Linked DNA regions of Mus musculus: regions 2 and 3 are each linked to region 1. The links are chromatin loops, found by intact Hi-C in ENCODE. Cell type or tissue: left cerebral cortex. All regions are shown on one strand.

Region 1 (5,000 bases):
TGTTTGTGTAAAAGGTGGTAGGAAAGAGGGAGGAAGAGAAGGGAAGAAATCAAGGATGGCTTCTAGGTTTCTAGTCTGAACAACTGGCTAAATACTGCTCTCCTTTACCAGCGTCCTGACAATGAGAGGAAAGACAAGTTTTGCAGAAAAATGGCTAGACACGCGAACGTGCGTGTAAGAACACGGAGGTACCATATTAAGGTTTATCTGAGTATTTGCATCTGGGATTTTACCAGGCTGGTTCCTGTTAGCACTACAAGCAATAGATGCTCGAGTTCTCCCCTTCCCCTTTCCCGTCTGAAACTTGGGGATAATTATACGTCTTGCTGCTTTGGAGGGATGCTGAGAAGATAAGTGAGATAATATATAGGAAAAGACTTTGAAGTCTTTGGAGGATAAGAGGCTGTCATTATTAAGTCGGAGAGTGTTTATATTTTTCATGTGTCTGCTCAAAGCCTCACAGGTCGTAAGCATAACAGACATTCTTTCCTTCATGCTCCATTCCCAGAAACAAGACGAGCAGGCTTTTCTTCCTCACAGCCCTTCCCTTCTGAATTCTCTCCACAGGACGTTCAGTCACTAACATTTTGATACCTGGGAAGAAAGGGTCGGGAGTACAGCTGTTAACGATAACGATAGCTCCATGCAGATTACAAAGAACTTGTATATCTTCTTTACCACTGTCAATTCTGTTCCAAACGTCACAGTTAAACCCCACCAGAGAGGCCAAGGAACACAGCCTTGAAGGAAGGTCTCTCTCCTCTCTCTCTGTTGCAGACCCAACAGCCTCAGTCTCTCAAGTACTGAGACTAAGGGCATATACTACCACACCTGGCCAACAGGTCCTTATGAGTTCTAAGCCAGCCACGGCTACATAATGAGACTTTGTATAAACAACAAACAAACAAACAAACAAAAAGCCAAACGGGTAGAAGAAATAAACTTTCTTTCTCTTTTAAGGCATTATGACTTGAATGTAAGCTGTCTCCATGGGCTCATGTGGCGAGGTCTTGGTTTTCAGATCATGCACTTTGGGAAGATGCTTGATTTCCAGGGGTTTTGATCTGATCAATTTATTGATCTCTTCAAGGATTCATATGATGGCATTATTAGGAGGAGGTGCAAAGAAGGAGGGGGACCCAGAAGTAGTCAGTGGGAGTTTGTCCTTGGGGGCTATCGCTTGGCCTGGCCCCTTCTTGGGTTCTCCTTCAGCTTCTTGTTTGTCTAAACATCTCTTTTCCACATCGATGTCTTGTGCAAGTAATTATGGATGGAACCCTCCGAAACTTAGAACTAAAATAGCCCCTCCCCCATTGTCTCTGTCTGGCATTTCATCTTGCGATGCAAGATGAAGCAACACAAGAGATTATGTGATTAAGGTCCTACCTTTTCTCCGCCCCCCCTCCCCCCAACTTTTTTTGAGGAAAGAAACAGGTCTTGGAATGCAGAGAGCTGGAGTAGAGTCCTACTCTGTGATGTAGGGAAGTTACCCAAGTGGACCTTCAGTCTTAATACCCCCCAAATCAGTCTGTTCCCTGACTCTGACTTTCCAGTCTGCCCAGCCTTCATCTCCAGTTTCTGCTGCAGCGTTAACTGGGCCAACACTTTCAGAATGCTGTTTGTAGTTAACTATTTTTCTCCTCATTCTCTTCATCCATTTTTTTCCCCTTGCCTTTTTCAGCTCAATATAAACACATACTTGTTCTCCCTCTAACGGGAAAGGAAGTGGGCAATTATTTTTGGTATTCATACAGTCTAAGTCTCAGCATATTAATCTCTTTAGAACAAAGCTGGGAAGGATGACATAGAGAGCTGCTGTGAGGATGGAATTAATACGTTTAAGAGTTTAGTACGGTGCCTGGCTTAAAATGACTGATGATTGCTACTTGCTATAATTTTATTTTCTTAACTTGAATGATACTCACTTATCTATTTATTATTATGACTTAGCTGTGGCTCTGGTTGGAGATGAACTGATAACCCGAGATTCCTTTTCAATTCCTTATCAGCTTGGTTGGTGGCCTGGCAAGAATTTCATACACGATCTCTCTTGTGAAGTTACTTTTGGTAAACTGACAGTAAGTATAAATGAATCACACTCTTTGACAACATTTAACGCGTCTCTGAAATAAGTTTGACAAACAAGCCTACACACACACACACACACACACCCTTGGACACCCCTTTTTGCAAGCCCACATTTCAGAGAATACAGGTGTGTGCCCGGGGCAACAGAAACAGATTACAGAGATGATGATGATGGCTGCCTCCAAGGCGCAGATAAAAGAGGTATCCCCTAGCCAGCTTCAAGGCGCCGGCCCACCTGGGTCAGACTTTGAATTCACCCCATTTTAGGCAGGTAGGAAGAACCTCCCCAAGACTGGCTTTAATCTCCCACCTGTTTTTCTAGTTTTTTTTTTTTTCTTTTCCCTTTCTCATTCTGAATTTTAGGATCCGCATTTCTCCAAACTTGCTTGGATTTGTCTCCCTTGGCTGCTGCAGTGGGGGCTGATTGCTGGGTGGAAGAGGCGGGCCCCGGGATCCATAGGGTGGTCACTAACCCGGACTCCAGAACTAAGGGGTCTCACTTTGCTCTCTCTATATCCACCCAGGCAGTGTGCACGCCCAGCAAAGCGCGATCGGTTCCCGCCAGAGCCACTCCCTTCCCAGGCCACCGGGAAGAGTCGGTCTCCAGGCACCGGCCAGGCGGAGCCGGAGGCCGGCAGGGCGCCCTTGCCCCAGCCTCTTCCTGGTCCCTCGGCGCCACTCCCACCGCCCTCCTCCTGGGTAGCCCAAATTTGCTCGGGGTGCACGTCCTCGGGGCGTGAAGGCGCGGGTCCCCGAGCCTTCCTCCCGCTAAGTGCGTCCCCGAAGCTGCCGCCCGCTGGGGGCTCCAGCGCGGGTCCCCGAGCGGCGGGCGGCGCTGTGGTGCGTCCCTCCGGTCCCCGGGCGCCCGCTGCGCGCTGCCTCCGCCTCCTCCTCCTCCTTGGCGGCGTCGCGTTCCCCCGCCCTCCTTGCTGGGCGGGTGGGAGGCGGCGGCGGCGGCGTGCTGTGCGAGCGCGCGCGAGGGGGGCGGCCGTGAGGAGGCTCCCGGTGCCACCGCGGCGGCCGAGCCACACGGGCAGCGGGCTCGGCGGGGCTGCATCTACCAGCGCTGCGGGGCCGCGAACAAAGGCGAGCAGCGGAGGCGCGAGGTAGGGTGCGCGGCGAGTCGGAGACGCCGGGCGCGGGGTGGTGGCCGGTGGTCGCCCGCATCCCAGTGGTGCGCGCGGGTCGGTCCCCGCGCTTCCCCTTTGGGTCTCCGGGACCTGCCGGGAACGAGCCCCGCGGCCTCTCTCGTCTCTTCCGAAGCCTCTGCCGGGCCTTGGGGCCGCTCTCTCCCCGGACACAGCCGGGTCCCTTCTGCCTCTGGGGTGGCAGTCTCCGGGGACTGTCGCTGAGCTCATCCCCGCGGGGTCGCTAGTCTGCTTCCCGCCGCACTCAGTGGCGCTGACTTTGGCCAACTTAAGGCTGCATCTTTATTTTTCTTTAAGTCCTTGAAAACTTCCACCGATCGGTGTTGGGCAATTTTTTTTTTGTCCTGGATTTGACCTAAAGGGAGGCTGAGAGGAGGCAGCTGGGTGAGATTCCCTGTTTCTGGAGCTACCCGGCCGCAGCCTCAGCTCCTAGGACCATCTCTGTCCCCGGCTGGCGACACCTGGCTCTGGGGTGTGTTTGTGGCGAGCACCACGCCAAGGGGTTGGGGGCTACCTGTGCCCCACCGTGGGAAGAGGGGCGTACCCTGGCTCTCCCCAGAACCGACTAGTCAGGAACAGCTGTTAATGTAGCCTCCAAATCCTTTCACCCCCTCCCCACCTAGGCATCTACATTGGTTGGGGTGGTGGTGGTGGTGGGGACAGCGATGCACCAACTGGCTTCAAATACTCTTTCTCCTGAGGGGGCCGTTTTTCAGATGTACCCAGAGTTTTAAGCCTAGCATTCATTCCATCGTCGAATTTTGGTGAACATTTTACTAGATTTTTCTGAATGGGATTAAGACAAGCGGTTCAGAAATCTGTTTCAGAGTTTGTCAGCCATGCCGGAAAGGGTGATTTTTCTTGTAGCTATTTTCAAGCAGGTTTTGGCTATATCTTTTAGAATTGCCGACCATCAGCTCTGGGGGGTGGGGGGTGGGGGGCCTTAGATAAGATTAAGCTGTCTGTTCTCAGACAGGGAAGACACATATGTATTTAATATTGGGATCATTCACCCAGGGCAAGGCTTCTTAAATGATAACGGTGGCTTAAAAATTGGGAAGGTCGTTGGACTTAAAAGTATTGTTTTAGATAGAGGAAACTTCCAGTCGGTTTTGCTTAGGTTCTCCAATAAGTTGAGAACTTCATTAGGCAGCCGATATCGGTCTTTTATTGCTTTTTCATAAATCCTGTTTATTGCTTGCTAGTTCTTGCTGCCCAGTGAGGTTCTAGATACCTTCAGGGATTAGTAGGGAATCGTTTAAGAAGCCTGTTGTGTTTTTAATTGTTGACTTTGGAGCTCAGAAACCACATTCCAAAGCCAAGCTGGACTATGCAGAGGAAGCACTTTTGTGTACTTTTTGGTTCTTGGCTCCACTGTGAACTTTTCCCTCAGATAACAACAGTCATTTTTCTCTTTCCTCCCCTCTCTCCCCATAACTCCAGAGCAAAGTCTGAAATGGATGTTACATGAATCACTTTAAGGGCTGCGCACAACTATGAACGTTCTGAAGCCGTTTTCTCACTAAAGTCACTCAAGATGGATGAGTCTGCCTTGTTGGACCTTCTGGAGTGCCCTGTGTGTCTAGAACGCCTGGATGCTTCCGCAAAGGTCTTACCCTGCCAGCATACCTTTTGCAAACGCTGTTTGCTGGGGATTGTGGGTTCCCGGAATGAACTCAGATGTCCCGAATGCCGGACTCTTGTTGGCTCTGGGGTCGACGAGCTCCCCAGTAACATCCTACTGGTCAGACTTCTGGATGGCAT
Region 2 (5,000 bases), 290 kb after region 1:
TTGCCTGCATGTAGGTATGTGCACTGAGAATGTTTCTGATGACTATGTGTGTGAATGTTTTGGTTGTGTATGTGTGTGTGTGTATGTGTGTGTGTGTATGTATGTATGTATATATATATATATATATATATATATGCACACTGAGTATATTCCTATTGCCTCTATGTGTGTGTATGTGTGTTTTGCCTATATGTATGTACACTGAGTATGTTCTTGGTGCCTGGGAAGCCAGGAGAAGGTACCAGATTACCCTGGTATTAGACAGCTAAGAGCTGCCATGTGGGAGCTGGGAACTGAGCCTGAGTCTTCTGCTAGACCAGGAAGTGCTCTTAACTGCTGGCTACCTCTACAGTGCCCCACAGATGGACTCTGGGTTTAAGAATGAACAACCATGGTAGAGATGTGGACAATGCGGAGGCACTTGTGCATTTTGCTTCCAGGTGTCCCAAGTCACTGTCTGTCTGTGCCTGTGGGACTGGGAAGCCAGGCAACACAGAAAGTTTTGTTCTTCTAGTATCTGCAGAGTGGAAAGTCTCAGAGCAATTGATAAGTTTCCTATATCTGACCTAGATTCCTTCCCTTTTTTTTTAAAAATAATAATCATAGTTAGGAAGTCTAGATAGATCTCAACATTAATAAACTGAAGAGAACCAGACATCTGAGAAAGTTTCAAAAGACTATTACTTTCTCAAGCAGAGGTAATTTTCTTGGAATTAAAAGAAATATTTTCTAGTGTTTTTATTTATTTATCTTTATATCAATGGGTCATATAATTCTGTTGTAGTCCTGAAATTGAGTTGGTAGGGTTTTTTTTTTTTTAATTTAGGATGCATGTATACAAACACACATACACACATTCAAGAGTCTACTGCCAAGAGCTGCTGAAGATATTTTAATGAGGAAAGCGCTTAGCTATGTAAGTCCACATTCCAGAATCAAGGTATAGCCATGTTAAAACTACCCCAAGACACGGAAAAAAATATGATTTGGGAGGAAATGGTTAGAGACAGTCACTTGCAGAATACACAAATAAGAAAATGTGAAAGATGCGGATGCCTTTATGTTAACCCCTACGATGCTGAAGTGAGAAAGGCGCAGCTGACCAGCCAGCCTAAGAAACCAACATGCACATCTCGCTAATCAATCAAAGACCCTGGAGATACTTGGGTGTTTGTTCTCCTGGAAGGGTTTCACTATTAATGTCGGGAAACTACAAACAGAAAGAGAAAGAGTAATATGAATTTTTTTTTGGCAAATAAAATCCTGGCATATTAACTTAGAAATGTAAAGCTTAGAGTAATGAGATATATCACTCTGCCATCTCATTCTTAACCATTCAGTGTGTGAAATGCACCGAGATGAAATGAGGCGCACTCACTGTAGACATCCAGCCGGGCAGTGCAGGACACAATGCCTGCTTCGTTCTTGGCGGACACAGTGTACCACCCAGCGTCTTCCTTTGTGGCTCCCTGGATGAGCAGGCAGATGTAGCCATGATTATCCTGGTGCATGCTGCGGAAAAAGATAAAGTCATTAGGGCTCTACATTTTTAAAAAGTGGCTTTGGACATGAAGCATCATTTTTAATTAGGTCATTAGAAACGGAATTGTGCGAGCAGCAGATAATAGGATCATACTTATTCTAGAGAGGCAGCTAGCCCCATTAAGTTAATGGGAGAGCAGAGCAGACCTCAAGAGGGCGAGTAAATCCATGCACTAATTCTTAAGGGAAGACCCGCCTTTACAAAACCACAGGCTGGGCCACCACCATGGGAGCAAACGAATCTATCTTTTCTTTCTGATATACACATTTCAAAAATGCAGCCAGGTTAAGTCAGAATCTGCTTTGTCACATCCCAAAATTGCTCTCTTCCAAAGCTTAAGCCTACATTTGGACGAAGTGTGGCTCTCGTCTTGCACATCACTGATGATAACGTACATGGCTTTTACGCTCACCGATTTGCATGCAGTATCTGATGCGTCGTTTCAGCTAGCACCGGGACTGTGCAAGTTCTGAGGTAGACGAAGCCACCGTGCAGTCTTACCTTACTCGCTCAGTGCTGTGAGTGAGCGATTCATTTTCTTTCTTCCAAAATATCTGAGGTGGCGGCACTCCCGAGACACGGCATTCCAGCCGCACTGGGTATCCATCAGCAACCCCCGTGTTCTGTAGCTTCTCCATAAACACAGGGGCCTTGTGTGCTTCCTTAGCTAAGGGAACACGAGAGGAATGATCTGTTAGTGGCATGCCAAAGGGTCACTGCGAGGAACTCGGGAGCTTTAGAAAGATGAAGTACTGTTTTCACGTCGGGTGGTAAGAGGTTAGCCCTCCCCTCAAGCAAAGGTCTGTACGCTTCATTCCACTCACGTTATTTCCTCAATTAATTCAAGACTGATAGGCCCACATAGTGCCCGGCCATCTGCTCCTCAGAATGCCTGCCTGACAGGCCTCAGAGATTCGGAGTCATTGCTAGCAGCTGCGAGAGCATTGCTCTAATTAAGTCAACAGGCTCGCACAGGCCTTACCTACTGCTGCCACCTAGTGGTGCCGAGTATTTCAGCACCAGGATTCCCTGGCTGCCACCTGAAATGCCTTTTTTTTTTTGAAGATTTAAAATTTGGAACTCATAAAGTCATTACTTGACCACAGAATTCATTTCTTTGCCCACTAACTTGTTTCAGCAGTGAGAAAGAAATCACAGGCCACCTACCAGCAACCACAAGCTCCAGGTTAAACGAGTTCTGTCCTGCTCTGTTGGTGGCAATACATGTGTAGATGCCGGCGTCCCGGGACGTGACTGGCTCTATAATGAGGGAGTGGACCCCATTCTCACGGACCAGCATCTTGTGAGCACTGTCGGGGCGTATGGGCTTTCCATCTAGTTGCCAGCTGAGATCTGGGGTTGGTAACCCACTGACCTACACCAGAAAGGAGACACACATGAACTTCTCCAGTAGTAAAACCATCAAATCACCAAGAGTTACGGATCCAGAGTCAGTTCGTCCTCCGGTAGCACAAACAATGGCTTTTCCATGTTACTCTCTTGTTTAAAACCTTCCCGTGGTTCCCATGAGCACTGAGAGATACACTTCTAAACATCTTTTCTAGAACAATTCGGAGGTAAGTAAAACGGGGATTAAAACATATTTCTGTCATCTTCTTACCTCACCTAAGACTATAAACATTCCCAGGTGATGATGGCACCGAGCTCTGAGCTCTTTGGAAACACGGGAGGTGCAGCCTTTATAACAGTAACACTCAGCTGGAAAGCTTCCCACCAAGGACTGGCCATCACCATGGAGATGCATGTGACACAGACCTATTATTATTTTATAATCTTTGAAAGTGAATAACCAGAGCAATTTGAAATTGCCCAGAAAGTCAGACAAATTAGCATCACAATGGAGACATCCTGAAAACCTTAAGAGCTTGGCAGTTGTGTTGAACAGAGAGCAGGCCAAAGCATTCAATGGCTAGTCCCCCTTGCATTGTTAAAGGGAGGGGCAGTGGCCATCTGCTGGCTTTGTATAGGGCTGCCCTTGACTTTAGGATAGAAGAGAAGTGAGGAAGAGTTGATATTCCTCCTTCCTCCTACTCTACTAGTGGGAAATGATGTATTCTGCTACCCAAAGACTATTGGATCATAAAACAATCATAAAACTATTGGATTATGAAACGGTTCCTTTGAAACACTAGCCTTGTCTAAATCAGCCAGAGAACCCGTACAGTTCCTCCTGCCCCATGGTAAGTACTCATTCCTGCTACCAACAAGGTGTCTCGGACACATGTAGTCACATCTGGAGAATGTAAGGGGAAAAAGCGCAATTACGTCATGGGTTAAAGGGGTGGGGTTTCGAAAGAGCAGTAGTTAGGAAGTGGTTTCTCCTCATGTACCCTCTCCCCGTGGGAAGACACTAGAAGTGGTACAGAAATATCAGAGTAGATAGATAGTTATGACTGGGCTCCAGGTCCTGGGGAGCTTATAGTTTGTTCCCATTTTTCTGGGTTTGATAATGGACAAGCAGGATTTGTGGCCCTAGGGCAGGAAGGTGTTGACCGGGTCCTTTCAAAACAGGAAGTTTGCAGAGGAGCAGTTCCAGGGGGCGACGTTACTCAAGCAGAGTGAGCATGCCCTGTTCTCGTCATTGTCACTGCAGCTCTCCCAGTGAGTCAGAGAGCAGAGCATAGCACAATATGGTATCAGGAACTAAAGGTCACCACAGGTCGGCCACAGTCTGAGCAGTTGGTCCTCTTGATCCATGTGCAGACGCAGAGAGAAGAGCACACTTGTTATCTATCATGAAGCGTTCCCACCGAGCAGGCTTACAGCTGAGTGAAGGATAGAGCCTGTGAATGTACTGCAGGGGCTGTGGCGGGAGGGGCTCCATTCGGTGTTTGACTTATTATGACTTTTTCCTCTTTCAAATCTTAAATACACGGAAATTTTCCTTCGAAGTAGGTAGCAGTGTGGCATGTCTGTTCATATGGCTGGACACCTGTGTCCTTTCTTTCCTTCCTTCTTGTGGCCTAGGCTGGTGTCGAATTATTACGTAGCCAAGAATGCTGTTGACCTTGTGATCCTCCCATTTCTGCCTAACGCAGTGCCAGGATTACGGACTTGTGCCACCATTCCTGCTGACTTCCATATTTTCTCTATCCAGGTCATATCGTTATAGTGAATTCAACTAGTGATTATTTTAACTCTCAATATCCTTTTAATGGCAGAGGTGAAAGGATGTCTATGTTGCTGCTTAGAGCAATAGATAGTTATCAGAGCGCTACATATCAGCATATCGGCCACACCCACTCTTGCTACCTGCTTTTGTTTTAAGATCAGACTTGCTCTAATTGTACTCCTATGGGATGCAGTGTACATTAAAAAAATTACACATTTTCCTTAGTTTCTTTCCTTTCCTTGTTTTTCTGAAACAGGGCCCGTCTGTGTAATGCTAACTGGCTTATGTTTCCCTGTGTGTAATCAGGCTGGCCTGGGTCCCTGC
Region 3 (5,000 bases), 160 kb after region 1:
AACCAAGGGACTAACTGCGTCCACAGTAAGACTGGTTTGGCTCCTGTCACTGTGGCTGGTTAAATGTAATCAAGGCGGTGACAGGTAAGAAGTAGTCTAGCCCTTGACTCTGAGCAGGGCATCTTTCCTGAGACTGATTAGGCTCCAGCATGTTGACCCGGAGTCAAGTATTACCAGGCTTGTATTTAACCCAGTACAACAGTTGGCTCCCATAGCAGTGATCAGAGGACAGGACAGGCAGTATTTGCAGAAATTAAACCCACAGTCTGAAATTTCCACCTTATTCTGCAGTATCTATTTGTGCTTTTATTACTCCATCGATTGAGTTTGTGTGTGTGTGTGTGTGTGTGTGTGTGTGCGCGCGTGCACATGCACACACATGGCGTAGTGCCTGTGTGGATGTCAGAGAACAGCTTGTTGTTCTTGGTTCTCTTTCTGCCACAGGGAGTGTGGGGATTGAACTCAGGTCTTCCGACTTGGCGCCAAGCTCCTTTACCCACTGAGCCATCTCACCGGCTACTTGTACTTTTATCAAAGTAAAGTACAAATTGGTTTAAAAAATGTTTTTGTTTTACATCTTTTTAATCTGTTTATCTTGCTGCCACAGTAGAAGATAATAATGAACTAGAGAATTTCCAACACAAACAGAAACAGGCAGGCAAAAAAGGGAGAAGCAATAAGCAAGAAGGTCAGCTTAACACTACACAAAGGCTACCCCAGAAGGTAACGAATAACCCTGATGCAATCAAAAAGTGAATCGGAGTGCCGATCTCCAACTAATACCCATGTTTCTTTTTTTTTTTTTTTCCAGAAAGAAAAAAAGGGCCTACTGAAGCTGCTTTCTGGTGCCTCCACCAAACGCAAGCCCCGAGTCTCCCCTCCAGCATCACCTACCCTGGATGTGGAGCTGGGTGCTGGGGAGGCTCCCTTGCAGGGAGCAGTAGGTCCTGAGCTGCCGCTAGGGGGCAGCCACGGCAGAGTGGGGTCATGCCCCACAGATGGTGATGGTCCAGTGGCCGCTGGAACAGCAGCCCTAGCCCAGGATGCCTTCCACCGCAAGACAAGCTCCCTGGACTCCGCAGTGCCCATTGCTCCACCACCTCGCCAGGCCTGCTCCTCCCTGGGCCCAGTCATGAATGAGGCCCGGCCTGTTGTTTGTGAAAGGTGAGTCCCGCCGCTCTCAGAGAGAGAACGAAGACGTAAATAGCAAACTTAGGCTAGAATTTTTATTCTGATCTAGAAGGTCATTTTCTACAACGTCCTAAACTCTCAAGCCTGATTGGTAAATGACATAGGAGCTCAGGCTTTCTTTTTCTGTTACTTACCAACACACCAGTGTTTCCCCTTAGTTAACACTTAATTCATAGCCACATGATATCTGTCAGTCACTAAGTTTCTAAGCCAATGGTTCTCAGCCTTCTTAGTGCTGAGACCCTTTAATACAGTTCCCCATGCTATGGTGACCCGCAGCCATACATTGTTGTTACTACTTCATAAATGGAATTGTGCTACTGTATGAATCAGTTGTCCGGAGGTCACAACCCAAAGGTTGAGAGCCACTGGAATCCTTGGTCTGTTAAGAGCTTACACTATTACCTACTGGAGGTAAAGCACCCACCCAGAGATTGTTTTTTTCCTGTCTCCTGAGACAGAACACAGCGTAGGTTCCCATGGCTTTCTTGGTTCATAGACTCAGAATGATCAGCATTCTTAGAGCGATTTTGGCTTTGAACAGTGCTTACAAGTAGGGGTTCTGTTCCATGCAGTCGTGGGGGGGTGGGGGTGGGAGCCTCGGGTTGTGTTAGGGAAGAAAACATACTTACTAAGACAAGTATCTGCCAGGAGGAAAACTGGAAAGTTCACTGCGACTCATTACCCGAGGAAGCAGCATGCAGTGAGCGCATTGAAATCTCTGTTCTGTTTTCCTATAACATAAACATTTAAGCCTCATCTGTTTTAGTGTCTCTGTACACGCTGTTCCCTCTAGACTTGAATTGTAGAAGATAAACAAACTTCCAGTTTGGAGAGATGTTCCCTTCAGTTGGCATTCTCTCTGTTGCTGAGCTGGTGACGGTGTCCTCATGCTGCCCTGGCTAGACTCAAACTCCTGAATTCAGGCAGCGTCCACCTCAGCCAGCCTAGTGTCTGGCGCTCTTGCTGTGCACCACCATGCCTGACTTGTAGTCTTGCTAGGAAATGGTCGTTTAAAATGGTTTAGGCTGGAGAGCTGACTCAGCAGTTAAAAGCATGCACTGTTTTTGCAGAGGACCCAAGTTCAGTCTCCAGTCCCAGGGCAATCACTGCCTGTGGCCTCTTTGGTTACCTGCGTTCATGTGCACACATCCATACAGTCACACACATGCATACACACAACTCTTAAATAATAATAACAACAACAGCAAAATGACTTAAATTCACTTTGCCTTTGTATTTCAAATGGAACTGTATAAACATTTGTATTGAAGCCGCCTGATTTTGTGGCACTTTTATTTTTTTCTTCGTGTTTTCAAGACAGGGTTTCTCTGTATAGCCCTGGCTGTCCTGGAACTCACTCTGTAGACCAGGCTGGCTTCAAACTCAGAAATCTGCCTGCCTCTGCCTCTGCTTCCCAAGTGCTGGGATTAAAGGCGTGTGCCACCACTGCCCGGCTCAGCACATTTTCAATTAAAAGTAAACTCTAAAAGTGGAGAGCCTATGGTTATAGAGTACACTTTACTACACATTTTCATAAAGAGCTAAAAACTTTCTGTACTGTAGCTCTGACTGATATTAAGCCAGCTTTGAAATGACATGTTACCCTAAAAATGTTCCCTCCCAACACAGAGATCCTTCTGTTCCTCCGTGTCCATTGTGTTCTCAGTAAAGCTTTGAAACCGAGTCCTGGCTTCGCTCAGCTTTGATTCTGGAGTCAGCCTTCCTCCTGCAGAGTCCCCAGTGCTGCTTTCCAGGGGCACTGCCTCCTGTCCCTGGAGCTAGTCCAGCTACTGTGTACTTACATCCCGTCACAAAGCCTAGCTCTCCCCCTCTAGGCATTGAGCTGCAATTTTCCCTCATGCCCTGAGGCCCTTTGCTGCCCGGCACCCCCACCCCCAGCCCTTTGTGGAATCTGTGTCTATTTGGAAGGATGGTTCACATTGCCCACAGTCTCCCCAGGCCTTGGCTAGGCACGGCTGCCTCCCACCACCCCCATTGTGCATTCCTTTTCAGTCGCCAGATGTCCGTGATCTCTGTGGCTTCTGCGTTCCCAGTCTCTCCTCTTAAAAGGCTCTTTCTAACAGCAGGCTGGGCCTTTCAGGCCATCTGAAAGCAAAGCTGCTCACCAGACAGGTGATGGCGTTTTGGGAAGGAGAGAGGCACATCAGATAGGGAACATGAAGAATTTAATGACGGGACAGATGGACCTGGGCACTCTGGAAATCTCTGGCAGGTTTTTATATGACCATTTCAATTTTTAGGAGAGGGAAGGGGGTCCTTAGGAAAGATTTCAGCCCAACTTTATATTTTTATAATCCATATGCTCAATGGAATATTAAATGTAATAGCCAGCAACTTTCCACTGCCCTTTGCCTTCACACAGCGATGGTAATGGTATTTATTTAACGTGGATGCTTAAGTCCACCTGACTGTAAAAAACAATGGGAAACTGTGTAGGAAAGCCATCCATTATCCCCTGAGGATGAAGGGTTTTGGTTAATAGAGAGCTAGCAAGCATGTCATTAAGGGATTACCTGTTTGCATATTTCAAAACTTCCAACACAAGGAGAAGCACTTAGAGCCTCAGATGGAGGAAGTGTGATTCCGAAAGCACTTGAAGTGTTGAGTCCCTTCACCCACAGGCTACAGAGCAGCAGCACTGGCCCTGGCCAAGTGCAGCAGCCCTGGGTTTGTCCTATGGGACTCGGAGAGATTTTCATGCAAGCAAGTCTCAGAGCTTAGTGCTAAGACAGATTGAGCCCACATCCATCTGCAGAGTGCAGCAGGAACAAGTGAAAAGTCCCCTGTCCAGCCACAGCCCGAAGTCCTCCATCGCCAGAAGGTGGGGGTGGGGCTAAAGGTTTTTTAAAAAAAAAGTGCTGTCAGTGGAAAGGAGCAGTCACGTGATGTGGAGAGGCACAGTCTCATAATGAGGAAGGATGGACCTTGAAGTGTGTTGACAGGTCCTGGTGTCAGCTGAGAGAAATTCTCCCGGGGAACAAAGGGATTCTTTTGTGTTTGTGGGAGAGACTGCGCAGAAAACAAGCAAGAAATAGCCTCATCTCCTGGAGGCAGAGGCTGTCTAATTGATGACAGCAGAAATAATAGAACAAATATTGTTAGGATCTGTTTTAGAAGGATGGAGGAAAAATAATTTGGAAATTGCAAGGTAGGAAGAAACAGTTTCAGAAGAGACAGAAAATAAAAGTATGTTTGACAGTTTTCTCACACACACACACACAGATGCGCACACGTGCACACACGCACACCTGCACACGCGTGTGCCCACATGGCTTAGGAAGGGGTCACAAGTCACCTTTTCCTCTATGTATTTTTAAGTTTAGGAATTAAAGCAATAGATACATAGCCTACAATGGAAAAGAATGGTGGTCTTTGATAAGGGATTAAACTAGCATACTCAGGAATATTCCAATTGGATAGTGGTAGATTTGCAGAAAGGCAGTCGGGCTTAAACAGCATGATTAATTTCTTTGAGTCGGTGACAATGAGTCCACTGGGTGAAGCAATGGACATAATTTATTTGGACTTTGCACGTGCTACGAAGCCAGCTAGTATGGTTTTGCCAGCAAAATACGTAATTGGATATTTGATTGCTGTGGTAAGTGACAGGAAGCAGGGAATGCTTAGTCGCTGGGACCAGGTTAAGAGAGTGCTTCTCAGGGTCACAGGGACACTCGTTACGGTTATATGAAGTGAGATTAAAAATGACAACATGTGAACCAGAGAGATACCAGTCAAGTCAGGCGGGGAAATGTAAGAAATAGAAAACTTTATGGTATCAGAAC

The links. A loop is a pair of places that touch in the nucleus more often than their neighbours do. Peaks named below come from ENCODE experiments on the same cell type or tissue, not always from the same donor. Only the 100,000 strongest peaks of a DNase experiment are listed, where the experiment ranks them.
Region 2: a loop joins it to region 1, with 2.6 times the contacts of the local background. A loop is called at or near these places in 2 of 42 quality-filtered maps.
Region 3: a loop joins it to region 1, with 4 times the contacts of the local background. A loop is called at or near these places in 12 of 42 quality-filtered maps.

The regions. Positions count from the first base shown.
Region 1 is chr8:61,221,153-61,226,152 of GRCm38, forward strand. Sh3rf1 (SH3 domain containing ring finger 1) reads left to right here and starts at 3,019. Exons shown (of 12, transcript NM_021506.2): 1 at 3,019-3,194; 2 at 4,680-5,000. The coding sequence starts at 4,774. In left cerebral cortex, CTCF peaks have their summits at 2,889 and 3,462; DNase peaks (open chromatin) are centred at 2,278, 2,744, 2,956, 3,470 and 1 more place; H3K4me3 peaks cover 2,655 bases; H3K27ac peaks cover 1,920 bases.
Region 2 is chr8:61,513,825-61,518,824 of GRCm38, forward strand. Palld (palladin, cytoskeletal associated protein) reads right to left here. Exons shown (of 22, transcript NM_001293772.2): 19 at 2,711-2,918; 20 at 2,045-2,210; 21 at 1,379-1,512. Among named protein-coding and RNA genes, the nearest start is that of Cbr4, 29 kb to the left of the region's middle. In left cerebral cortex, a CTCF peak has its summit at 2,535 (motif pointing left); DNase peaks (open chromatin) are centred at 2,053 and 2,520; H3K4me3 peaks cover 496 bases.
Region 3 is chr8:61,383,766-61,388,765 of GRCm38, forward strand. Sh3rf1 (SH3 domain containing ring finger 1) reads left to right here. Exons shown (of 12, transcript NM_021506.2): 11 at 812-1,164. Among named protein-coding and RNA genes, the nearest start is that of 5730405A17Rik, 42 kb to the right of the region's middle. In left cerebral cortex, CTCF peaks have their summits at 957 (motif pointing right) and 3,039; DNase peaks (open chromatin) are centred at 2,971 and 3,251.